3 separate regions of the Mus musculus genome follow, and all the other regions are linked to region 1. The links are chromatin loops, found by intact Hi-C in ENCODE. Cell type or tissue: left cerebral cortex. All regions are shown on one strand.

Region 1 (8,000 bases):
CTCAAAGGTGAACCCAAAGCCGACTTCACAGTCACAGCAAGACCTAAGGCAGGCTAGTTTGAGGACATCTTCCATTTTGCCAGTACTTTGATGATGAAGATGGAGGAAATAAAAAAATAAAACAAACAAACAAATTTTATATTGCAATTACCTGAGATCCCTGATTAAAACCTTTGTTTCATTTTTTAAATGTATCAACAAAATGTTATTTTCTGTTTCCCCTATTTACAATTGCTATCATTTCTCGAGGCCCCAACTCTGCCCCTCAGAGACCAGAACAGAAGACCTTAAAATGGGATGTGTTAAACGCCTTTGATTTAATCGATTGGGACAGCTAAAAAAGATACAAATGTTTTCCTTGTTGAAAGGTGTATTAATGTCTCCTAAATGCATTACTTGTTAGCTGATTTATTCTATGACCTAGGAAAGGCTAGGGATATTTAGGCATAATTTATCGTTTTCTTCCCTCTCAGCTTCATTAAAACCAGCACCTTGAAGATCGGAATCTCTAGGATTCCTGCAGGTCGGAAGGGGCTTTCAGATATTGAAATCAAGAGAGTGGTATGCAAATGACACTTTAACACATTAAAGTATTTGAAAAGCAGCCATCTGTTTTGCTTTGTGGCCTTACACTAATAAACAAAAGATACAGTATAGCCAGGCGGGTGAAATGAAAGAAAGGGGTGTTGTCTTTGAAGTTCTCACCATCCACTGGAATCTTTTCAGGCAATCTCAGAAGCCAGCAGCTGAGGGGAGGGTGCCCGGTGCCCTTGGTATGCATGCAGCAACTGCTCCCACCATTTAACAGGGATATGTAGAAAATCTCAGAAGTCTTTCAGAAGGCCTGTAAATTCTAAGGTTTTTTTTTTCTTTCTCCCCAGCCCATCTTTTCATATCATCCTCTGAAAGGGAAGTCATGTCTGTATTTGTGATACTGTAGATTTTTTCACTCTGCTCTTAGGGATCAATGCCTCCAAAATACATGTGAAAGCTGAAGATGAAGACTCAGCTCCTTGGTCCCACACTTGCCTAGAACACACAAGGCCCTAAACTCCATCCCTAGCAGCAACCAGGAAAAAAAGGTCAGAAAATGTTGCTTAAGCCCAGAAGTATGTTAAAAATAATAGCAAACTGTCAAGAGGTCTAGAAGAGCCATGCTGAACTCAGTCATATGTTGATTTCCTCTCATCTGACACATGCCTTAATCTGAAACAATTTGGATATACAAACACTTGGTTTGATTTCCACGAGCTCACCTGGAAGAGTCTGATTCTGGAGAAGAGAGTGTAAATCTAAATCGCTTTCCAGGTTATGTGGCACAGAATTAGAAATGTACCTAGACCCTTTACAGCCATGGTGGTAATGAAAGTTGAATCTTAAGGGATAAGATATGCAAGGCAGAGATGTAAGGAACTGCTGGGAGGGGTGGATGCTGATGTAAATAGGGAAAAGAAGGCTTTATTGAGAACAGACCATCAACTTAAAAGGTAATATAGCCTGACAATCAAAAAAAAAAAAAAAGGAACCGGGGACATCCTTACATCCTTACCATACTGAAGCTGATTAAATGTGAGTCTCTTTGCTCTGGGTTCAAGAATGTGAGGAAAGAGTGACTGAAGACAGTTTTCAGCTTTTGAAGGGGCTGGGTTTATGTTTATGTCAACATTCAGTTGGAGGTGAAAAGGTTAGCACTTGACCCAGGAAGTATCCATGTTTGTTGCAAATAGAGATCTCTGTCATATATTTCTTTACTGTTTTTTTTCCAGTTTGAACTCTGATTATAATAAAAAAAGAGCTGTTGTTATTGTAAAAAGTTCGGTGCATTAAATAGACATAGGTTGGATGAAAATGTTCTTCCAGGGAAAGCTGCAAGCTTCATGACAGAGGAAAGCCTACTTCTTTGAAAATAAACACCACCCTCCCTTCCCCATGTGAAATGGGCCAACTTAGTAGTAAGCAACCACTGTAGTCCAGCCAAATACACAAGATGCTTAGGCATACCTAAAACTTGAATACTTTTATTACAGACATCTTAAGACCCGTAAACTCTGCTCTGGACCACATCACTCCAGGATCTCAGAGCTGTTCATGATTGTACAGTAAATGGAGACTATCATAGGCTCACAAAGAATAACTGATAGAACTCAGTGTGATATTTCAGGGACATCAGAACATTGTGCGACATGCAGAAGACTAGTCACGAATCACACAAAATATACATTCATTGTGCCATCCATCACATTAACAATTAGCTGGAAATACACTGGATCCAGCCATGATACAAGACAGTGTGGAAGGAAAGGGTGACTGAAAGAATGAATACCTTTGGGTTACAAATGATCCAGCATGATTTTTAAATGCAGGGTGGCCAGAGAAGCAGGAAGAATTGGTTAGAGTTTGGGAAGACCTGGCACAGGCAAAGTGCTTGGCAGGCCTTCTTAACTCTGAAAGAACCAATTGAGGCCAACTTCTGAGGCATCTGACTCTGTTTGAATGAAAGAGGTTTTCTTCTTTCGCCCATAATCACACATGAACTGTACCAGTTTTGAGAATTTGTCCACCCTGTTTGATTTAGTGACCTACATATTTCTATAAAATGTGTATAAAGATAAATCTCTGACGGGAAAGCATTTACAACCAGCAAACTCACACACATGAAACCAGCTAAGTTAGGGGGTGAATTAATTGTGTAAACACAGTGCATCTCTTCTTCATGAGTCTTTGGACACTCTCTCTCCTCTATGTCCTACTTAAGGGCTAGGTGGAGAAGAACAATACATAGATAAAAGGAGAGATGCCTCCTTCCTGCAAATGTCTGATGGCAAAGGGAACTAACTGTTCTCCAGCCGACATCTAAAAGGAATCATAGGTTGTGGGGAGAAAAAAATCTCACAACAGTGAAGGAAAGGATGTTGGGAGCCATCAGCAATTGATGTGGACACCCGATGTGGATGAAGGAGTTAACTTCCAACCAAGGCTCCAGAATTCTCTGGAAATACCTTATCTTGGCCAGGAGCTCCCCAGATGGGACGAGAAAGGAAGAGAGAGTCTGTAAAGAAAGGAAGATAAGCTAAGAATGTGCTTTGGGTAAGAAATCCCAGCCCAGGGAGAAGCCTGGGCTGCAGAGTTGGGCTGGAGTAGCCTCAGTGGGAGGTAGTCAGAGTGTCTGAGGTAGACGATGCCGGAGAAGGGGCACTGGGCGAGGGGCTAGATTTCTCAGATGATTCTTCCGTTTTCTCATCGCTGCCAGGAGGAGTGGCAGGGGAGATGGGCAGGAGCCCCTCCTTCTCACGCTTCTTCTGCTTCATGCGGCGATTCTGGAACCAGATCTTCACCTGGGTCTCATTGAGCTGTAGGGACGCGGCAATCTCCACCCTGCGCGCTCGTGTAAGGTACTTGTTGAAGTGGAACTCCTTCTCCAGCTCTGTGAGCTGCTTGGTGGTGAAATTGGTGCGCACTGCGTTGGGTTGACCCACGTAGCCGTACTCTCCAACTTTCCCTAGGGTAGGGGAGGAAGAGAGAAAAGATTAAAAAAAAAATCTTAAACCTTTATCCAGATTGCCCCAAGCTTGAGGCAATATTCGGTTAACTACTCAGCGAGCACAAACCCTATCGGGAAGCGCCAGTGACGATGTGTAAGCAGTGTTAACCTGAAGTCAACCATTAGTGTGATCAGGCTCGTGATTAATGGAGCCTTGTAGATATTAACAGGACATCACCATCACCACCATCACCACCATCACCACCTCCCACTCCCCGCACACTATCTAACTATAGACCATTTAAACCTCAGCCCCTGTGAAACGCTTTTGCCTCTGCACACCTGGGCACCCTACACCACTCACTACAACTCTAGATGACATTAGACATAAACAAGAACCAATCTTTTAAAAATCATTCATTTTCCTAGGAAACTAGGTGTGCCAGCCCCTTTCAAAAATCGAACAGCATTTGTCTGTCAGCCGGCAGGACTTACCTGTTTTGGGAGGGTTTCTTTTAACTTTCATCCAGTCAAAGGTCTGCGCTGGAGAAGACGTCTCTGAAGCAGGGGAACGACAGGCTTCTTGGTGGCTGGCGTGGAGAGGGGATAAGGAGTTATTATACGTGGCCAGGGCCAGAGTCTGCTGCTCTTGTCCATATGAGTGGTGAATGTACTGGGGCGAGCCCACTGTGCCCCCAGCATAACCCTGGTGGTGGTGGTGATGCTGGACCATGGGAGTCGAGAGGTTTCCAGAGTAAACAGCGGGAGCGCACGGGGGGTACCCACCACTTACGTCTGCTTCCTGATTTAATCCATAGGGGCCATAAGGCGCACTGAAGTTCTGCGCGCCATAGCTTGGACCACAACTCGAGTGGGAATAAGAAATCCCAAGGTTTCCAGAAGTCTGGTAAGTAGCCGTCTGGGGGTGGTGATGGTGGTGGTGGTGGTGGTGGTGGTGGGGCGAGCTGATCTGCACCCCCCTGCCCACTAGGAAGCGGTCGTCGCCGCCGCAGCTGTTGGCACTGACCGCGCAGGATTGGAAAGTTGTAATCCCATGGTCAGAGGGGTAAGCTCGCGCCGAGCAGGTCCCAGAGTCGCCACTGCCAAGGATGGGGTATTCCAGAAAGGAGTTCATTCTTGCATTGTCCATCTGTCACTGAGTGATTGGATCCTGCGAAGCCCTGGGTGACCGTGCCAACTTTCTCACTTCCTCCATAGGACCAGAGAAGAAAAATGATATGAATGTACAGTGCGCAAGAGGCGGGGCGGGCAGGCGGAGGGCTCGAGGGGAGGACACGTGACTCTACCAGCCAATGGCTGAGCCGCCTGCGAAAGTTTACCGGCTGCGGCCGTGATGGATCACCGTTTCAGTGGCATTTAAATCCCCGGCGCTCCTCAGTGTAGGTGACGCGCGCTCGCCCCCCCAGGCAGCCCGGGCCGCGGCGGTAGCAGCGGCCGCTCCCGGAGCTGACTTGGAGCACTGGGACCAAAGGGAGTCGAGACTGCCTTCTGCGCGCGCCCGGCTTTGCGCGCCTCCGCCACCAGATGTGGGGGGATGGGAGGCCCCCTCCGCGGCCCCTTCCCCACCCAGCCCAGAAAGCTGAACTGGCAAGAGGTGAGAGGGGATGAGGCCTCCTGGCTCTCTTGTGGCGGGCATCTTGTGGGCCGAAAATCTCTGCGTGGTCGCAAGGACCCTGGCGGAGCTGGGAGCACGCGGGGTGGGAAGGGTGGGAATCCAACAGACACCACGCCCTCAGCTCGGGGCGGCCGCCACTACCCAACCCCTGCAAGAGACCTGAGCCCGGAATCCCGGCGCCTAGGGCGAGGTTGCGTCACTGGCTCGCCAGCCTCGGAATGTAGAGGGACGTGCGCAGAGGATTGACTGGGAGGAACCATGGTGAATGTGCTGGGGACCAAAGCAAGAAAAGAAACTTCTGTCCTCATCCAAAGGGTCTTAGAGCCCTCTTCCCTGATTCCTGCCGGCCAATAGCATGGCAATGGGAGCTTCTGTAATTCGACCCCAGGGTCCCGGGATTCGGGGGTGGGGGTGGGGGTGGGGGGGGCTACGAACCCAGCTCTCTGGGAAAGGCCGGGTGTCCACTCTCTTCTCTGCCCTCTCTCCTTCTCTGTCGCTTTGCTCTTGGTAGCCCTGCAAAATCGGGGCAACTCTGCTACTGGAGTTTAAGGAGTAGAAGGCAAAGGAGATTGTTGACGCCAGCAGACGTGGCTGACTGGCGTGAGGGCCGAGCCTGAGCTGCAGGCCATCTGCCAACTCTTAGAGACCCAGGAGCATGCTCACTCTAGGGTAGGCCTCAGAAGGGCAGATAACAGGCAACTCCTAAAAAGTATGCAGACCTCCCCCGTCGAGTTTCTCTCTTCCAGGAGAGGCAAGTTAGGAGTGGAAGAGCCCCCCCTTCCCACCATCCCCTATTGCCTGTGTGGACTGGGGCATGGGGGGTGTTGAGGACCGGCAGGTGGGAGGGACAGATGACTGAGTGGATGGGACCCTTTCCAACGGGCTTGTGTGAACCTGCAGGTCACTCCCCAGAGAGACACGTGCAGATGTGAGCATCATCCCAGGACAGGGGTCCTGTTTCCCATCAACCTTGTCCTGCAATGATGCTGATGGTGTCAGTAATTGCTGTTTACTATTAGATGTCACGTCAACTCTAAGCTTGGAGAAAGAAAAGGCCAAACAGAGATGAGAATGGACATAGTCTTAAGGAGGAGAAATTCAGCGGTCACTTAAAAAACACCGTGCAGACAGTTCTGCACAAGTTTTCTTCTCGATGTTTCTAGCTTTATATCAGGCATGAAATTAACAGTGTAATTTACGTGTGAGTTTGGGGGGATCCCTTCTCTATAGGAAGGGAAGAAGAATGCAAAGTCACTCTTCGGGCTTCTGGGTTGTGTTTTTTCTCCACACGTAGAAGTTGTCCCCTCCCCCACACCTCTCAACCCCGCCCCCAGCAAACCTGGCCATCCTCCTGGAAACCTAAGCAGACCTACGTCCCTGGTCCCCCTTAGTGACAACTGAACACTTACCCCAACCCACTTTCGGGGAGTAGTATTTCTCTGTGACCCATGACTCGCCCCAAAGCATGGTAAAGGGAGGAGCACCCGGGAAGTGTCCTGCCTTAGCCTCTTCTTCTGGGAAACCATCCAAGTAGAGTCTTTTGGGAGGACAGTCCTCCCGCTAAGAGGAAAGAAGGGACTCCTGTGAGTCAGGAACAGGAAGTGAGAGAGGCTTGATGCTGTGAGCGCGGGTGAGGGCCTCTCTCAGCAGAAGGCAGTTCATTCCTTCTTCCCCTTGCCTCTTGCGGGGGGGGGGGGGAGGACGGGGGGGGGTACAGGGGGCGTCTGTGGGCCCCCTTGGTACCGATTTGCATTAACCTACAGGCTCCAGGACGCCTGCCTGAAAGCTACCCCCAGGCCTCCGCTCCCCTTCTGCTAATTCTCACTCCCCCAAGCCCTCTTTCTTCACCTGTTTTTCTGGGTAGCCTACGTGGGGTGTTTTCATCAGCAACACAAACACACTACTGGACCCACAACGCACGCATGCAGCGCTCGCTCGGGGCCTCCGCAGACCTTGCCCCATTAACCACCAGCTCGGCCTCTGCTCACTGCAGGCCCAAGCTTTCCCGAGGAGGCTCACCCGGAGCTCGGAGCAGTAGGCTTATGCAGCTCAGATTCTTTCCCAGCCCCCACCCCAGAGGAATCAGGAAGGCCACTGAGCAGGGTAAGAGACCTTTGGTCTTTTGAGCAGCAAGGAGGCCAGCGACCCACGCAGGAATCGAGCTGAAGTGTCTTTAAATAGCCCCAGGAGAGTGGGTGAAAGGCGAGCTTGGGCCATGAGTGAAATAATCCTCTGCAAGCGGCATGCTTGGCTCCAAGTGCCTCTTTTCAGGGCTCTTCTACTGGAAAGAGAATGAGGGAGGAGGAGACAAACCGAGGCCCGGAGCCGTTCTTGGCATCCGCGGCTCAGCCAAGCTGTTGTTTTAAAAGAGCAATAAAAATGAATTATGACTAAACGCCTTCTAACTTAATGCTTTCGGACGGGGATCCCCGGCAAATACGTAAGAGGATTTTTATTTGTGCATGTGTTCCTGCAATTGATCTCTTTGATGACATTCTCATTCATAGAAAGCGTTTGATTTATGAGCTTAGGACGAATCACATCCAGGAACTGCGCAGCCCTGGCCACAGCCCGGACACCCTGCTCAGATCTCAGAGCCTGGGGCCTGAAAACCACCACAGTCCCCACATATGGAGGCTGCTGAGGGATTAGGGGAGTAGAGGGTGAAGGGAAGGTAGAGAGCAAACCCCTGAATAAAGTCCGAGGTTTCATTGTAATTCCCAAGCTTTTGCTATTAAGAACTGGGTTCTTCCATCAATCACCGCCCCCCCCCACGCACATGTTGCTGCAGTTTCTCACGGTAAGTCACCAGAATAGAACCCAGAAAGGGAAATAAATAAATAAATAAATAAATAAATAAATAGTGGGAGGAGACAAAAGAAG
Region 2 (8,000 bases), 150 kb after region 1:
CTCCCTCTTATTACCATCAGTGAATGGGGTGAACAGGGCAAGGACACTGTATGAGAAAGTTAGAGCTGACTCAAGTCCTTCAGCTCATGGAAAGGCTTGCCTTTGGAGAAAATTGTAAAAAGCAGAGCAAGCACTGGTATAGGGGTACATGCAGAGAGAAGCAGGAGACTCATCCAGTTGGGGCCAGTCTGAACTCTATGGCTGGAACTCCTATCAGCCTAGGCTACACAGCCAGACTCTTCTCTCACCCTCCCACCCCAATGTTAAGTGCAAAGCAATAGATATGGGTTATGTCCCAGTGGCAAAGTGCCTGATTAGCATGTGTAGAGCCCCAGGTTCTAGCTGCAGAATCAGACTAAAACCCAAGCCAACAAGAACAGAGAGAACCCCTCCCTGAGGCTGGGAAAGGAACTCCTGCTGTAATATAGGGAGGTAGTAATAGCCAGCAGGCAGCTCTTGTCTTTATTCAAAAGATGATCAACCCAAGTCAAACCCTGCCTTTTAGGGAAGCTCCAGCCAGACCAGCTATCTCTGATGCAGGGCCAGAACCTGGAGGTTTCCAGTGGAGGATGTGTGCAGGCCAAGTCACATGTATAAGCAAGCCTGGCCAGCCACTTAGGTTTTGTCCTTTGGGCCACACAACAATCAGGACAGCTTTGTGGAGGAAGCTGCTATGTAGTGAGAGGAAAACCAACCAAACAACAACAAAACAGCAACAACAACCTCCTCAGGTAAACATACATTCCTAAAAGTGAATTAGGCCATTTTTTCTTGGACTATGGTGGCTCTAAAGGGCTGATGCAGGGAAAGAAATTCTGGAAACTGGAGGACCTCTGTGGATTTTTCTAGAAAAGGGAGATAGCCAGATATCTAAGGGGATAGAATGTTTAAGAGGTAGCAGGGCAGTGGTGGCGCACACCTTTAATCCCAGCACTTGGGAGGCAGAGGCAGGCGGATTTCTGAGTTCGAGGCCAGCCTGCTCTATACAGTGAGTTCCAGGACAGCCAGGGCTACTAAGAGAAACCCTGACCAAAAAAAAAAAAAAAAAAAAAAAAAAGAAGAAGAAGAAGAGGAAGAGGAGGAGGAAGAAGATGATTTTCTAAGAGATTAAGAGTGTCAAGAGTAGTTGGTTGGGTGTGGTGAACGGCCTATAAATCCTAGCACCCTGGGAGGCTGAGTCAGGATGGCACCTGTGACTTGGTGCTAGGCTGGTAGATTTCAGGTTGCCCTGTGTGATTGGTCTTACCTCTTAAAAACATAGATGCGTGGCCCTGGGAAACCTAGGTCTTTCTTAGAAAAGCACTCAGGGTTGATTGCCATGGAATGAGCCGGTGCTTTAAGGTCCAAAGTAAGTAATTATATTGACATTTGGTTCTGAACGAAGATCAGAGGTTTTACTTTCAGGTACCAGTGGCCTGCACATGACCACATGGGTTGGGGTTTTGTTGTTGTTGTTTTTTTCTTCTACAGTCCCTTGTACAGTCCTCACCCAGCTGCTGGCCTCTATCCTGTAGAAGGAGTATTTCCAAGTGGTTTGCAGCCTTTTCTCCCTCACCTGCAGGTCCAAGGGGAGTACCCAGAGTCCCAGGAATTGTCCCCTCTTCTATGAGTGAGGTGGGAGCAAAAGGACCCTGTTGAAAAGCCCAAGCTGGCTTCTTAGTCCAAGCCTAGTACCTCATGGTAGCCAGGCAAGCATTCTACCACACAGCCCAGCTTCCAAGAGCTGCTCTGAGAGTTGTCTTTATGGCGGGGAGGGCTGGGAGTAGGGTGGGCAGAATCCTCTTACTCATGCATGTATTTCTCCTCATTTCGTCTTCTCAGCTGCAAGCCAGGGATAATTCATATACCTACCCCCAACCCAAGTCTGCAGACGTTGGAAAACACAAATGCATAAAATGGTGCTGCTCTTACACTGTGGCTGCTCTTACCACAGGACTCTTTGTCCTCCTTGGAAAGGATCTATGTTGGGGAGTATTGGCATCAATGTGGCCAGGGGCCTTTTCTCCAGAGGAGTGTGCTCTTGAGGGTAGGGAGGACCTGCTGAGGGCACAGACCTATCTAGATTCCAGAAAGGCTATGGGGTGTTATCTCAACATGATAGCAGAAGAGATTCCCCCAAGGACAGGAAGGAAGATGACTCAGGAGGAGGATCCTAGGTCTGACACTCAGCCTTGCCATGGCCACTTGTTAGGACTACTGGTCACCCTACAACTGAGGGAGAAAAGCCTTGCAGGCTATTAAAACCCGTAAAGAACTCTTATGTAGCTGAAAGAGACGTAGATGTCAACTAGCCTTGTAATAATAGCAAGTATCAGAATGGTAATGATGAAAGAGGCTGTGATACTTCTGTTAGGGCAAGGCGGGAGGGAGCTAGCTATGGTTTGTACCATGAAGACATTGAAGAACTCCCTTGAATGGGAGGGAACAAACTACACTGGGCTCATCCAGGCCTTGTCCAAAGGGACAGAGTTAGCCTCAGGTGAGAAGAGCCTGGGGTGTCAGTCCTATGGTGGGTCTGTTCCCCACTGCTGTCAGTATTCACAGTGAGCTGGGGGTGGGGGTGGGGAGATGGGCTTCTAGACTGCAGAGACAGAACAGGGGCAGGAAGCCACTAGACGCTGGTTTTCAGTAGACTAAGCAAACAGATCCAGAGGAAGAATAGGCAGGACTGGATACCTTTGGGGTTCTGAGAAGTATCAGGCATTGGGGGCCATGAAGCACCCCATTTCTTGCCTCAGATACCTGTGCCCTTTACATCAGGAGGCCCAGAGGCTGAGCACTTCTCCTAACTGCGTTTGCGAAGACTCCAGCTCAACCTTCTGAAGAGGAGAACTGTTCTCTGTTGCCCACTGCGCGGAACACTGCCTCCAGGGGAAGGGAATCCGTCCAGATTATTTGATCTCTGGACTCCTGGAAGCCTGAACCTCTGGAGTTTGGCTTTCAGTAAACCTTTTCTCGCGGGCGGGGGATGTTCCCCCAAGGGGCGCACCACTCAGTGAGTCTGGGCTCAAAAAGAGGCCTGGACAGCTGTATTGGGAGAAGTGGAGCTGACTGATAGATACTCCCACTGCCAACCCCTCTAGCTGCGAAGACCCAGAGTCACAGAAACTTTGCGGAAATAATCCCTGTCACAACCTGAAAGGTCACAGAGGACCAGGGGACAGTATCTACGACAGCTGGGAGACTCTTACTATTTAGAAGGATGCTCTCTTTGTTCTTACATTTGACGAAAGAAAAGTTCATTTCTTTTTCTTTCCCTAGACGACGCATTCACCCCTTCTCCCCGGGAGAAAGCAGGTCCCTGGACTTTCACCCTTGCCTTTCAGCCAGCCATGTGCAAAGGTGCTCTGGACCGCTCAGGACCACTGCCGACCACGCCCCACGGGCCTCGGGTCACTTAGACAGCTCCCACAACCGCAGCCGCCTCTCTCCCAAGCCGGATTTTCTTGCGAAGCGAAGCTGTTTCCGTGGGGATCCACATTCGGTGGCCCAAGCAAAGGTTTAGATTCCATTTAAAACGACTGGCGCGACTTATCTCCCCTTGGCTCCCTAGGATTCTCAGCCACCCTCTATCCCTCCTAGCCGGGCGGAAGCCAAACCCACAGCGTTTGAAGTTCAGAGAATTCCAATCCTCGAAGAACTGGCCGCATCTGAGCCGATCGCCCCAGCAGGAGAAGGACTGCAAGTCGGCGGGGCTGCAGCGGAGAGATGCACCGGGGCGGACTCCACTAAGGTGGCTGTCACCTCTCTTTGCTTTCGAAGGGTTACCTTGCTTCACGCGCTATTAGAAATTTCCTTCCTTCTTCCGCTGCTCAGTAAATAACCTTCATAATACAACGATAGTGAAGATTAAAACACACTTCCCAAGCAGGAAGAAAAACAAAAACAGTAACAACCCAAGACAAAACAGAACAAAAACCCCCAAACCGTGTCTTTCTCCAGCACTCTCTTTTCATCTGCAGTGAAAAATTCTACTCCCTTCATTTGAAGTCGGCCAATTGCTGATATTAGAAGTGACATTTAGTTGGATTTCTTTCTTTTCTTTTTTTTTTTTTTTTCTCTTTAAGCATCGGCATAGGTAGGGAGAGGTTCAAGTAGGGACCTCAAAACTAGGATGCTAAGTAGATGGAGGCTGCTTTAAAAAGCTATGCTGGGGTCTGGGGAGGAATTTGGGACTGGGGGTGGGCTGAGAAGGGATTTTCATGAAGCTCAGATCTGGAGCAGACAGGAGGCTGCAGCCTTCAGAGAGTCTGAGGCCCCTCCTGGAGATGTAAGGAAAGCCTGGCTCCATCCGACTGACCCAGGAAGGAGACTAAATGGCACCCCTTGATCTCACAATTCTGTTCTGCTTTCATCTCTAGGGAAAATGCTGAGTAAAAGGGGATCAAACGTTGAACATTCCCATTGAATGCAAAGCTGGGGGCGGGGCAGGGAAGTCAGACCAGCCTCCCTCTGAGAGGGAGGGCAGTGAAGTAGTGGCTAGTTCATGGGGGGGGGGGGGGGGGGCTGGGAGAGTGGGTGTCTCACAGGCCCAGCCCCAGAAGATGCAGCAGCAGCAGCAGCCCTGAGACAGATTCAGGAGTCTAGAGAACAGAGAGACCAAGCAGACTCTGGCTGGAGTGAGAAAGCCAGGACAAGCCAGAATTGGTGGATATCTCCTCAGGGCAGGAGAAGATCCGAGAACTCACTATCCCCTTGACCCCATCTCTGCCTTGGCCTCTGAAATCTTTCTCTAGATTTCTGGGCTGGCAGTGTTCAGCAACTGCTGGCTTTGGGGGTTAATAGGGAGTGGACACATTTGCTTGGATACCACCCTTCTTGTCATCTGCCCTTGTTCCCCAGGCAAGATTAACAAACATTTGCTGCATCAGGAGAGAAATGGAAAGCCAGAGTCGTTTTCCTAAACCTCTGGCTTCCTCCATTATTTCCATAATCCTAAATCAGCCAGATTGAGGGAAGGGTAGAGAGAAACTGAGAAAAGGGTAGGAGACAGAGGACAATGAGGGAATCACAGGAACTTTCTTAGAAGCTGGGGCTTTGCCTTGGGACACAGGAGTTTTTATCCCCACCCCCCGCTTCTTCAGCTAAGAGGGCAGGCTGCTCACTAGTGGAAAATATTGCAGGGGGAGCCAGAGAGGGGGATGGAGGAGCTAAACTCGGAGGGTGCTCACCTCTGCCCCTCAATCTGGCCCACCTGCCAGGCTCCGCAGGAGATTCTTCTACTCCTTCTCCCAAACACCAAGTCCCAGAATTCCACAGGTCCAGACCTTCACCTCCTCAGAGGATTAGCCTAGTCCCTTCACCCCGCCTACTGCCTGTTTTTGTTTTTTGTTTTTGTTTTTTGTTTTCCCCATGACATTTCAACAACTTTCTCTCCTACCTCTAGCTTTGGACACAGAAAATCTCTTTTGGGTAGAGCCCAGGAGAGGACCCTGCAAGCTCAAACCCTGCTGATACTCTTTGCCACACAATCTACCCACAGCTGCCCTAAAACCATCAGAGAAGGCCAGCACCTTCTACCTGGGCTCCTTCCGTACTACCAGAGCAGGGGGCCGGATTGCCAGCTCCTTTTCATTAGAACACGCCGTTTGTGGCAGAATTCGTTGACTCTGTAGAAATACCTAAAATACAGACAGAAAAAGAAAGGCCAATCTTAGACCCTTTCCCTAACCGACATACCTGAAATAGCCCGGAGATAAGCCAAACCAAAAGATGTTTTCTTCTATGAAGAGCCAATCCAAATTCAAATCAGGCCATCTAGATAGAGATAATTAACAACAACAACTCATTGAACACTTCGAATTTTAGCCAGGTGATCTGGGTGGGGAGAGATTTTTCTTCTTCTTCTAAAATCGAGGAACACTGTGTTAGCACACAAGGCCGGTTCTCAAAGGGGAAAACGATATCTTTTGGCTGTTAGGGGATGAAAATAAAGTTTGGTTCTTAGGAGGGAGACAGATGGGGTTGGGGAGATGAGGGAGGAACGGGTACTTTAGGCTCAAGCTCCCCAGACAACTGAGGTGGAGGGTACCTTTTCAGTAGCTGGTTAAAAAAAAAAAAAAAAAAAAAAAGACAAGCGGTTGTATTAATACTCAGAAAACCTGGGTTTGTAAACAGCTTCCAAAGAGTAGCTATGGATTCTTTCATTAGTATTAGATCTAGACACCAGGTTAAGAAAACAGAAGTCAAAACAACAATAAAATAAAATTTCAAAAGCATTTTTCAATTACCAAGTCCTGTTGCCCCTGTGGAACTCGCTGCGCGCCTTAAGCGCTCCCTTTTCTGTGTGCGGAATTCCATTTGCATCCTCTGTGTCTGGGTGTCTCCCTTTCCCAGTGTGTGTGTCTCTCTGTTTTCACACTCTCCTCCCCATTCGAGCGAGGCCCACACCTGGCGCATCACTGCCGAGCCATTAGCTGCGGGTCTCCTTTCATCTTCACTGTGGCAGACGTTTCTATTTATCCACTTGCGTTCGCCGAGTGGCGTCACCAGCGGTACTGTAATGACGATTGCAGCAGGAGGATGACAGCTTAGAAAGAAGAGGGCAATGGGGCTTCCTCCCAGAGGCGGTGCGGCACAGAGGAGCGCTCGCATCACAAGGTGACCCTAGCTCCCCACTGCCATCTCCGCGGTCGCCGTCGACACGGCGCTGGGGCTACCCGGCGCCTGCCTTGTCGCCTTAGCTCCTCTTCTCAGCCAAGATCCCAGGGAGCCTGGGATTAGGAGCTTACTTGGGGGTTTTCCCCCTCCCCCCCTCTGGAGAGTCCGGGGATGGAGAGCCGAAAGGACATGGTTATGTTTCTGGATGGGGGTCAGCTTGGCACTCTGGTTGGTAAGAGGGTCTCTAATTTGTCCGAAGCCGTGAGCAGCCCGCTGCCTGAACCGCCAGAGAAGATGGTGCCCCACGGTTGCCTGAGCCCGCGAGCCGGCCCTCCGACTTCCCGGGAGCGTGGCGGGGGAGGCCAGGAGGAGGAGCCGGTCGATGGACTAGCAGGCAGTGCTGCAGGGCTGGGCGCCGAGCCACGGTCTGCTGGAGCGGCCATGCTTGGCCCGGGACCCCCAGTCCCCTCCGCGGACAGCCTCTCTGGCCAAGGGCAACCTAGTAGCTCAGACACCGAATCGGATTTCTATGAAGAAATCGAGGTGAGCTGCACCCCAGACTGCGCCACCGGGAACGCCGAGTACCAGCACAGCAAAGGTAGCCACCTTGCCCCTCCGCTCCCCGGTCCGCCCACTCCACCCACAGTTCCCTTCATCTCAGGCCAGGTGCAAGATGCTCCTTTCCCTTGGGGCAGGATGGCTGGGGGTTGGGTGAGTGGGGCGGGGGCACCTGAACAACTCTTTTGCTCTCTGCACCTTAGTGTGTGTGAGGGCTCTCGTGTTATCCCATTAGAGTGACAGTTGTGCCTGGACGAATGTCAGCGTTGGCACAAGTCTTGACTTGAGGGGTCCAAAACGCACCCCAACCTCCCAACCCCCGAGTTTTGTGGGAATGATTCAGCTAAGACGGAAAGACACATCCGTCGGGTAGGGCAAGATCAAACGGTTGTCCGGGCAGTTTGACTGGAGGGGAGCAAGGCACAAGGAGGCGCGGAAGCCCGGAGAATATAAAGGACCGTAAAATCGTGGCGGACTCTGGTCTCCGGAGGGCTGCAGCCCTCCGACCAGTTTGCACGTCGGTCAGAGGTCCAAATTACCTTGTCACTTCCCGGGCTGGCGGCGCCAGGTCGGAAATGGTCCCAATGGTCTAATTGCCTTTGGTCTCCGGTTGCATTTGAAAAGGCGGGGATTGGGCCCTCCCCCTCCCTCTTTCCCTCAGTCTCACTTCTCCACCCAAAGGAAAAGCAGCTGCAGGGGGGCTGGAGCCCCACCCTCCTCTGGGGTGGGTCTAAGGGGTTGGTACTTTAATTACACTGCTCCTTCTCACCAGGGGCTAATGGGAGTGGGGGTGGATAGCTCAGAAGGGAGTCTCTCTATACCAACAATATCCACTCCTAGGA
Region 3 (8,000 bases), 160 kb after region 1:
TCTCATTGTCTCCCCAAATTGCCACAGGGCCTTGGCTTTCAGCTGCCAGTACAAACCTTCAGCGCCTCTGGAGGACCCTGTCTCTCCCCTTCACTGGGGTTTATTGGGGAGCCACTTAGGAACTCCTGTACTCATCCTTATAGCCAGTGTTTGAGGAAAAGGACAACTTCAATCATCCAATGCAGGCTTCCCTCCACTGGGAGGAAGTGGTCCTTCCTGCAGGGAATGAATTTGGTTTGGTTTGGGGTTTTCCTTTGCAGCCCAAAGAATTTGCTGTTATGATTTGTTAACCATATTGCAATAAAAGCTGAACATGATTCTTACTTTAGCATTTAAGCATAAGTTTTGTTTTGTTTTGTTGCTATTTTTGAATTGCTAATTTAGCTACCGTGGGCATGTATAGGGACAGAATAAAGGAGATGGACTCACAGAGGGAGGGGTCTCCTAAGTCCCTGTTGGGCATTGGCAGGATCCAAACAAACACTGCAGGAAAGTAGAAGTCTGTCTTCCAGATGACTGGGGTGTAGGCTTGGTTAGTTCTGGGAGTATCTAGGACTTGCCATAGGTAGATTGGCCCCCTAAAGTGTTCAGTTTGCCTAGGGCTCATCCCTCTAATGGATGAATCCTTCAGTTGCTCCAATAGGGGACTTCAGGGCTGCCATCTCCTTTAGTCCTTCCTCCATGATGAGCCTGATGAGATAAGTAGTAATGACAGGTGCTGGACCATTCCAGAGAGCAGTGTTTGCTGGTGGAGTCAGGCCTCCATCCATGCATAGAAAGAAGTGGCTGGATGAGGGTTGGGATGGTCCTACCTGGAGGATGGAATTCTGGCACTACATAGCACTTCCCCGACCTACTCAAGAGTGCCTCGTTCTGAAATCCCAGCCCAGTAGCCTTCTGGGAAGCTAGGAAGGTTTGGGTTGCCTAGCAGGGAGGGTTCTCTGCTGGGCAGTGGGAACTCCACAAATGCCCTCTGCCTTCTTGTATACTGTGGCCCCGCGTGGAACCTTCTACCCAGCAACTGTGCTCCCACTCTTTCCTGCCCCCAGGCCCTCGAAGTTCCCTCTGAAGCCAGGGGCTCCCCAGTGCCAAATCCCAGCAAATTTTGCAGTTGCTCCACATCGGGCAGAGATTGCTTGCGACAGGTAAATGGGCTGCGGGTTGCCTTAATGCCAGGCGTATTTTCAGTTAATAGGGAGGGAAAATGAGGTGTCTGCAGCGATATTGGAAAGTACAAGATCGATGATCCGGCCTCGTGTCCAATCAGCAGCCTTTAATTGACTGTATTTTCTGGGTAATTGAGCCTCTCTTCCTCCAAATTGAAGTGGAAGATATAACAATACATCTTGCCAGGAGGAATTACTCATTACTTCATAATGAAATTTCCCTTTTGCCAAGGTTTGCGGTTTGGCAGTAGGCACCACTTCTCACTCTATGAGCCCCCCCCCCCCCCCCAGCTTAGCGTGCCTGCACCAGGCCATGCCATCTGGCTTGACATGCCTCACGTTGGTTGGGAGAGCAGACTTGACTATGAAGGTACTGTCCGTCTCTAGCTTCAAGTTCGGACTGTAGAACAGATAAGGCAGACCAGGCAAGAGGCCTAACGTGGGATTGTTTTTGGTTTTGTTTCTTTTTAAACTTCTGAGTCTCTTGTCTTAACTGAACTCTGGCAAGGTCCCATTTTGCCTGAAGCTCTGAGCTGTGCACAGCAAACGGTGACTAGGATGCACCTATGAGTTTCAGGTTCTTGATTCTTCCTCCCCTAACACATAACACACACTGGGCTTTGGGACTCTGAGCCCAAGATCTGGGTTCAACAGCGTTTCACATTTTAGTTTCCCCTGCAGCTTCTGAGTCCTGGCAGAACCTGCAGGTCTGAAAACAAGGTCCAGTGCTCAGCTTGGGTCTGCCTAGAGCTGCAAGACTCTGCAGACCAAGTGTGCGCAAAGCCCCGGCCGTCGCTGGCTTGTTAACATGTGATTGATTGCCTTATTAAAGCGTGTTCTTGTAAGTGTGACCAAACTGATTGCATTGCATATGTTTGGGATAATGCTCATTTTAAACAACAGGATAAAGCGGATGAGCTCGCCAGAGCCTCGGAGACGAAATGATTCCGGCCAGCAGTTCCCTAACTCTGGCATTAAATTACCCAGTTACATAGCAAATCACTTAGTTCTCCCAGCCTTACCCCTATTTGGGGTGGGGGTGGGGACTTCGCAGTTTGATCTCACCCTCTGTCCTATTGGTGGCTTTTCACCATACAGAACCACCTTCCTAGGCTCTAAATCTGTAAGGACTCACTAGACATGGGATCCTCCACAGGAAAAAGGCAGCAGGAAAAAGAGATCCATCACACACGTGTTACCCAAAGGACACAGTCCTAGACAGTCACCCCAAATGGATGCTTTGGGTCCCCAAAGTATGTCTCCTCCATCCACAATGCTTTCATGAAAGTTTAAAAGATTCCTTTGTTCTCCAGACTTCTCCTGCTCCGTTGCTTCTATTATTCTCCAAACGAGGAAACACCCGCTGCCATATGTCCTCCGGGAGAGGATGGGTGTCACAGTGGACAGTTGTGGAAGATGCCCAGACGGATGGCATACTCCAAGTGGGAAGAGTTTCTTTCTTTCTTTCTTTCTTTCTTTCTTTCTTTCTTTCTTTCTTTCTTTCTTTCTTTCTTTCTTCCTTCCTTCTTTCCTTCCTTCCTTCCTCTCTCTCTCCCTCCCTCCCTCCCTCCCTTTCTTTTCTTTCTTTCTTTCTTTCTTTCTTTCTTTCTTTCTTTCTTTTGTGTTTATGTGTGTTAAGCATCCTCTCCCCACACAGTGAGGGAAGGGAGAGGAAAAGAGATTGTAGAGGGGTGTCTTCTAATCATCTCCACTCCCAGCCATTAGTTGCAGCAACGTTTTCTTTCTGTGTGCTCCACTCCCATCAAAGAAATTCTCTTCTTGTCTCCACTCACCCCTGACTTGCACTAAGAGTCAAGCTGCTGGGAGACTGAACTTTCTAAGGAACACCTTTGGGATCTGCTGGAATTCTGATTTGTTCAAGATGATGACAGTCATCAGGACAAATCAGAAACAATGCCACTCTTCAGAGTGTCATTTGTAAGTGCAGTTGCACAGATTCGTTTGCAGTCCCCAGCCAAAACACTGAGTAAGAAAATTGATGCAACGGCAAATTTCTTCCCTTGCTCCCCTCTTCCCAGGTTCTGCAGGGGCAAGCATATCGAATTCAATAGGAAAAACACTAAGGCCAAATTCTCCATTTACCCAATGTATGGGACCCTGAAATGTTGACGCTGTGGGTAGGAGAATCAAATCCCAACTATAAACCCCATCGTAGCATCTATAAAACAAACAAAACACAAAGTCATTTCCAAATTGCCTTCTCAGCAAAGAAGTATGTGATATTCTGAGGAGGAGGGAGAAAGATTGCCACTTAAAAATAACATGAAAGCATTAAGTAATTATTTAAAACAAGGCTGTTTAGAAAAATATTTGTATTTATTGCAGCTGCTCAATTGGCCTCGTTAAAGTCGGCAAGCATTTAAATTGTGTTACAATCTCATTTAAATCCTGCTCGGTTCCAGCAGGCTGAAGAGCTTGAATAGACCAATCACTTCATAATGATGATGAATGAGAAATTAATTCAGATACAAGCAAGACAATTTAGGCCTTCATCTGTTTAAATAGCCTTCCAATATTATTCGCGATCGCGGGTCACAGATTGAATCAATTGTCCAATCTTGTGAAAGTCATATCCTTACATCTTCATCCAGATTATTTATAGCGCAGTGAGGGCTGCTGAAAGGTATACGCCGTTAACAGGGACAATTACTTAAAGGGAAACGTTTATAAAATGGAAAACAAATGCCAGAGATGGTAACAAATGGAATCAAACGCAGCCATTCCAATCTGGCAGCTGGAGGGAAGGGAGCGGGCACAACCGTTCCGGAAGAGGGGAGAATTCTGACCTCCTGGGGCCCAGGTGAGGCGGAGAATCGAGGGCGCCTGCGCTGTCGCAGCAGGAGCAGTCCCGGCTGTTTGGCCCTTGCTTGCGTTAGGTTCTTGCGTTACTAGTGCAGGAGATAGCCTGCAGTTTTCTGGGACCCACGTCTTGAGGAGCAGTCCCTTACAGGGGTCCGTCCCAGTTTGTACCTGGGTCTCAGTTTCCCTTATGCGGGACATCAGTTTTCCTCTGGCCGCCACTACCAGGTGGCCGCAGGAGAGGGTCTGGAGCCTTGGTCCTGAGCTGCAGAGTTGCTGATGATTTTTGGACGCTGCAGACTCAACCTCCTCTTAACTTACCATCCATCCTTCTAAGCTGAAGGCCGCTAAAGGCTCTAGGTTACATAGGCCCCTCTATTTGCTTCCCGCTGCACACCCACCTGGCTGCTTTCCCACCCAGGAGCGGCGCCCAGATCTCCCCATCCTTAGGTGTCCCGTCCTGAATCTAAGTCTTGAAACAACCTCTTTCCATGAGGCCAGGCTCATTCCGTCGCCTTTTTTTTTTTTTTTTTTTTTTTTTTGGTCAGGATGTCCTCTGCCAGGACCCACGAAGTTAGGGTGACTGTTACTTGGAGGTGACAGGTGTTTTCACGGCTTGTTTAGGAAAACCCGCCATGGTGCTGCCAGGGAGGAGGTTTGCTTTCTGTGGTGTGGGTGCTAGCACAGATCTAAGCGCTTCTCATCTCTGCCAACTAAAAGCCTATCCCAGGAAGAAAGAGAGCCTTCTAGGCGGCGCTCTTAGGGGGAAGTTAGTAGGGTGGTCTCAGAACACTGGAACAAGGAAGATGGTCCATTCCATACGCAGAACCTGGAGGATGGGAGGAGAGCAAGTGGATCCCGAGCAATACAGGAGGAGTCCGCTCTGCACTCCAGTCCTAGGGGTGGCTTGTTTTTTTATTTTTCATTTTTTCTCCTTCTGTATTTCTCTATTTGAAACAAAGCCCAACTAACGGATTCCTGGCGCTCTGAGGACCCACTCCTGGGAGCGACTTTGATGTATTGCTGTCCAATTAGTGCCTTTAATTGGTGTCCTCGGGGACAGGCAGGCCGAGAGCTGGGACGCAGCCTCCTCTCGACTCTCCTGCACACTGAAAAGGTAAAATTTATAACGCACTGCGGGAACCCCTTGGGAGAGCAACGAGCAAAGAGGGGGCAGAGAAAGGAGAGTGGCAAGTCCAGCTTGCTGAGGATGCATCCCCCAACCTCCGGGGTCCGGGAGAAGGGTCTAGAACACATGTGCTCTGCTCAGGTTTCTGAGCAGAAGAGTTGGGGGCGGCCAAGTCGCTGAAGATTATGAATTTGCTTGCAGAAAAGCCAGGGGAGTTTGCATTGTCTGTAGATGCCCAACCCCATGTGGTCTCCCATCTCGTTAATAATGGCTGTTTGTTAACAAGGATGCGGAGGTTAAATAATCCGGGTGGAAGATTAAACACGCCTCATCAAGGCGGCCCGGAGCTGAGCCTCTGCGCAGAGACCTGCAGCACAGCCAGCTAGCTTGCTGGAGCCTGGAGGATGGTGGGAATAGAGAGCTTCCCCGAGCAAGCACTGAAGTGGAGGAAAGGAAAGATCTGAGGCCCTTGGAAAGCCAAACTCCTAGATCTGCTCAGTAGAGAATTCAAATCAGAAGCAGTTCCAGTAGAAGATGGTTGTCGAATTATGGAGGAAGCTACTTGTGAATCAAAAAAGCAGCTCCGGGGCCTGAATTCTAGGTTCCCACGCTCCAGTTTACACCACTAGGAAGTAAGGGGTGCTTGTATTCCATGTGACTAGCACTCAGCGGACTCGGGGAAATGCGGCTCCTGGCTGGACACTACCTCCTAATAGCTGCACAGGTGGCACCCATTATTCTCCTCAGGCCATTTTGTTTTTTTTCTGTTGTATGAAATGGACATGAGCCCAGGCTCCATGCAGCTGATGTCTCTTTCTTTCCTTCCTCCATTTCCCCAGCACTTTCTCCTTTGCACTGTCTCTACTTAACTTTGGAAAGTTCAGTCAGAGAGGATTTTATTCTGCAAATAGTTAGGACCTACTATGTGTTCGTCATGTGTGATGTGTGCTTTTAAAACGGGAGAGCAGATCATCAATTCTTATCCCCTCCTCACCATTCCCAATATGTGTCATAACGGGAAACAAGGGTGGGAATGTTGAAGGAGAGAGAATGGGATGGGAACATATTTGGGGGACAGAGAAGCTGTTGAGGGAGGTGTGGTGGAGCTGTTAAGAAGAAGTAAAGGACTTGAAGAGACAGCAGGGATGTCAGTGAGGACAGACAGTGCACACAGTAGTTCCTTGAGCTGGGATTAGGGCTTGCAGATGAGGGAGAAGGACTTTCTGGAGTCCTGGTGATGTCCAGTGAACAAAGGGTCTCAGAATCTGCTGAGAAAGTATGAGTGCTGATTTTCTATCTACATGTTGTACCAACAGTTGGAGTGATGACTGTTAGCTAATTTCAAAAGAAAGCACTTTCAGTTTTTTAACCAGAGAATTGAACTGCTAGGCCGGTCCAAGCTTTTGCCTCAGAGAAGGTGTTGGGTGAGTGTCCCGTTGAGCATTCTTCTAGACATCAGGAAAGGTGGCTTCTGCATTTGTCTACCTTTGGTTAGAAGGTCCAGAGGTCAGAGTGGTGGGCAGTAAGCTGGACACAGCGGTGACTGAGTCTTTGGTGGTGTAAGCCCTCTGTTCTGGGCTTGCCTGGAGTCATTTTCCTTGGTTCTCAGGCAGCCTTCTGAGTTGAGCATAGTATTCATTCTCATTTTGCAGAGGAAGCTGAGTCCCAGGGAGCAGGCGCGTTCCAGGCCTGTGTTACTTCGTCAAAGGATTAATCTCGTTCCAGAACACAGGCATGCACTACTCTGCTGAAGCTGTCCTCTTGGTGTGGCAGGGCGCTGAGGGCAGATGGGGAGCGTGTTTCTCCTTAGAGTTGCTAACATCAAATATCAGTTCTAGATAAAGGCAGCTAGTGTGGGGAGCTTGATGTGTTAACACTCAGGAGTCTATTTTAACAACAAAAAACATTTGTGCCTGTTCCTAGGGGTCCAACCCATGACCACATGCATGCTAGGTGAGCTCTCTATTTTAATTTATATATTAAATTTTATTTTAATAAATATTTTATATCTTAAAGATGTCCATTTTAATTATTATTAGTATTATCAGTACTATTTGGCTTTTTTTTTTTTTGGCTTGTTTGTTTGTTTGTTTGTTTGGAGACAGGGTTTCTCTGTATAGCCCCGGCTGTCTTGGAACTCACTTTGTAGACCAGGCTGGCCTTGAACTCAGAAATCCGCCTGCCTCTGCCTCCTGAGTGCTGGGATTAAAGGCGTGTGCCACTACCGCCCGGCCTATTTGGCTTTTTGAGAAAAGGTTCTCACTATATTGTTTTGGCTGGTTAGCAACTCACATGTATAGATCAGGCTGGCCTCAAACTCACAGAGATCTGCCTGCTTCTGCCTCCCATGGGTTGGGATTAAAGACAAAGTGCAAAATTCCTTTCTACCTTCTAAAACATACAGTCAGTGTTTCTTTAGTGAACGTGAGCAATGCAACCCAATAAATCAATCAATAAACATTCCTTAGTCCCTTATATAGGACTGATAACAGACTGGAGTTTGCTCAATGTCTTCATTTCAAATTTCAAATCAGCCACATTGAGATATGGCTTTGTTTGGACCCCCTCACAATTAATTTGTGCTTTGCTTGAAAAATAACTCATTAGTGGTGACAGCTGTGGTCAAGCTGCCCCTATGGTGGGGAGTACACTGTCTTTGGCAGGGAGCCTGCCAAGAGAGAGCTTGGGAGATACCACAACTCATTTGCTGTTTGATTTAGTATCCATTTCCTTACTATCAGAAGCTATGTGTTTTATAAAATATAAAATACAAGCATGTTGACACCTATCGATTGAAACATAAATAATTTGAGTTATACCAAAGTACACATTCTGGAACCAGGGTCCTTGGGCTTAAATCTCCACTCTGATCCTTCATATATCAT

The links. Hi-C counts contacts between places; a loop is a spot of excess contacts. Peaks named below come from ENCODE experiments on the same cell type or tissue, not always from the same donor. Only the 100,000 strongest peaks of a DNase experiment are listed, where the experiment ranks them.
Region 2: a loop joins it to region 1, with 4 times the contacts of the local background. A loop is called at or near these places in 7 of 42 quality-filtered maps.
Region 3: a loop joins it to region 1, with 4 times the contacts of the local background. A loop is called at or near these places in 7 of 42 quality-filtered maps.

The regions. Positions count from the first base shown.
Region 1 is chr6:52,153,591-52,161,590 of GRCm38, forward strand. It overlaps Hoxa1 (homeobox A1), which reads right to left and starts at 4,727. Exons shown (of 2, transcript NM_010449.4): 1 at 3,977-4,727; 2 at 1,777-3,499. The coding sequence starts at 4,631. The coding sequence ends at 3,144. Hotairm2 (Hoxa transcript antisense RNA, myeloid-specific 2) reads left to right here and starts at 3,312. Exons shown (of 3, transcript NR_146400.1): 1 at 3,312-3,392; 2 at 4,300-4,388; 3 at 4,700-4,939. It overlaps Hotairm1 (Hoxa transcript antisense RNA, myeloid-specific 1), which reads left to right and starts at 4,934. Exons shown (of 2, transcript NR_131181.1): 1 at 4,934-5,096. In left cerebral cortex, no CTCF peak of the experiment used is centred here; no DNase peak of the experiment used is centred here; H3K4me3 peaks cover 296 bases.
Region 2 is chr6:52,307,074-52,315,073 of GRCm38, forward strand. It overlaps Evx1 (even-skipped homeobox 1), which reads left to right and starts at 6,425. Exons shown (of 3, transcript NM_007966.4): 1 at 6,425-7,198. The coding sequence starts at 6,772. It overlaps Evx1os (even skipped homeotic gene 1, opposite strand), which reads right to left and starts at 7,759. Exons shown (of 4, transcript NR_038163.1): 1 at 7,698-7,759; 2 at 6,231-6,497; 3 at 5,680-5,757; 4 at 1,316-3,824. In left cerebral cortex, no CTCF peak of the experiment used is centred here; DNase peaks (open chromatin) are centred at 3,614 and 5,650.
Region 3 is chr6:52,318,048-52,326,047 of GRCm38, forward strand. Evx1 (even-skipped homeobox 1) reads left to right here. Exons shown (of 3, transcript NM_007966.4): 3 at 1-331. Among named protein-coding and RNA genes, the nearest start is that of Evx1os, 7.2 kb to the left of the region's middle. In left cerebral cortex, no CTCF peak of the experiment used is centred here; DNase peaks (open chromatin) are centred at 3,018 and 3,126.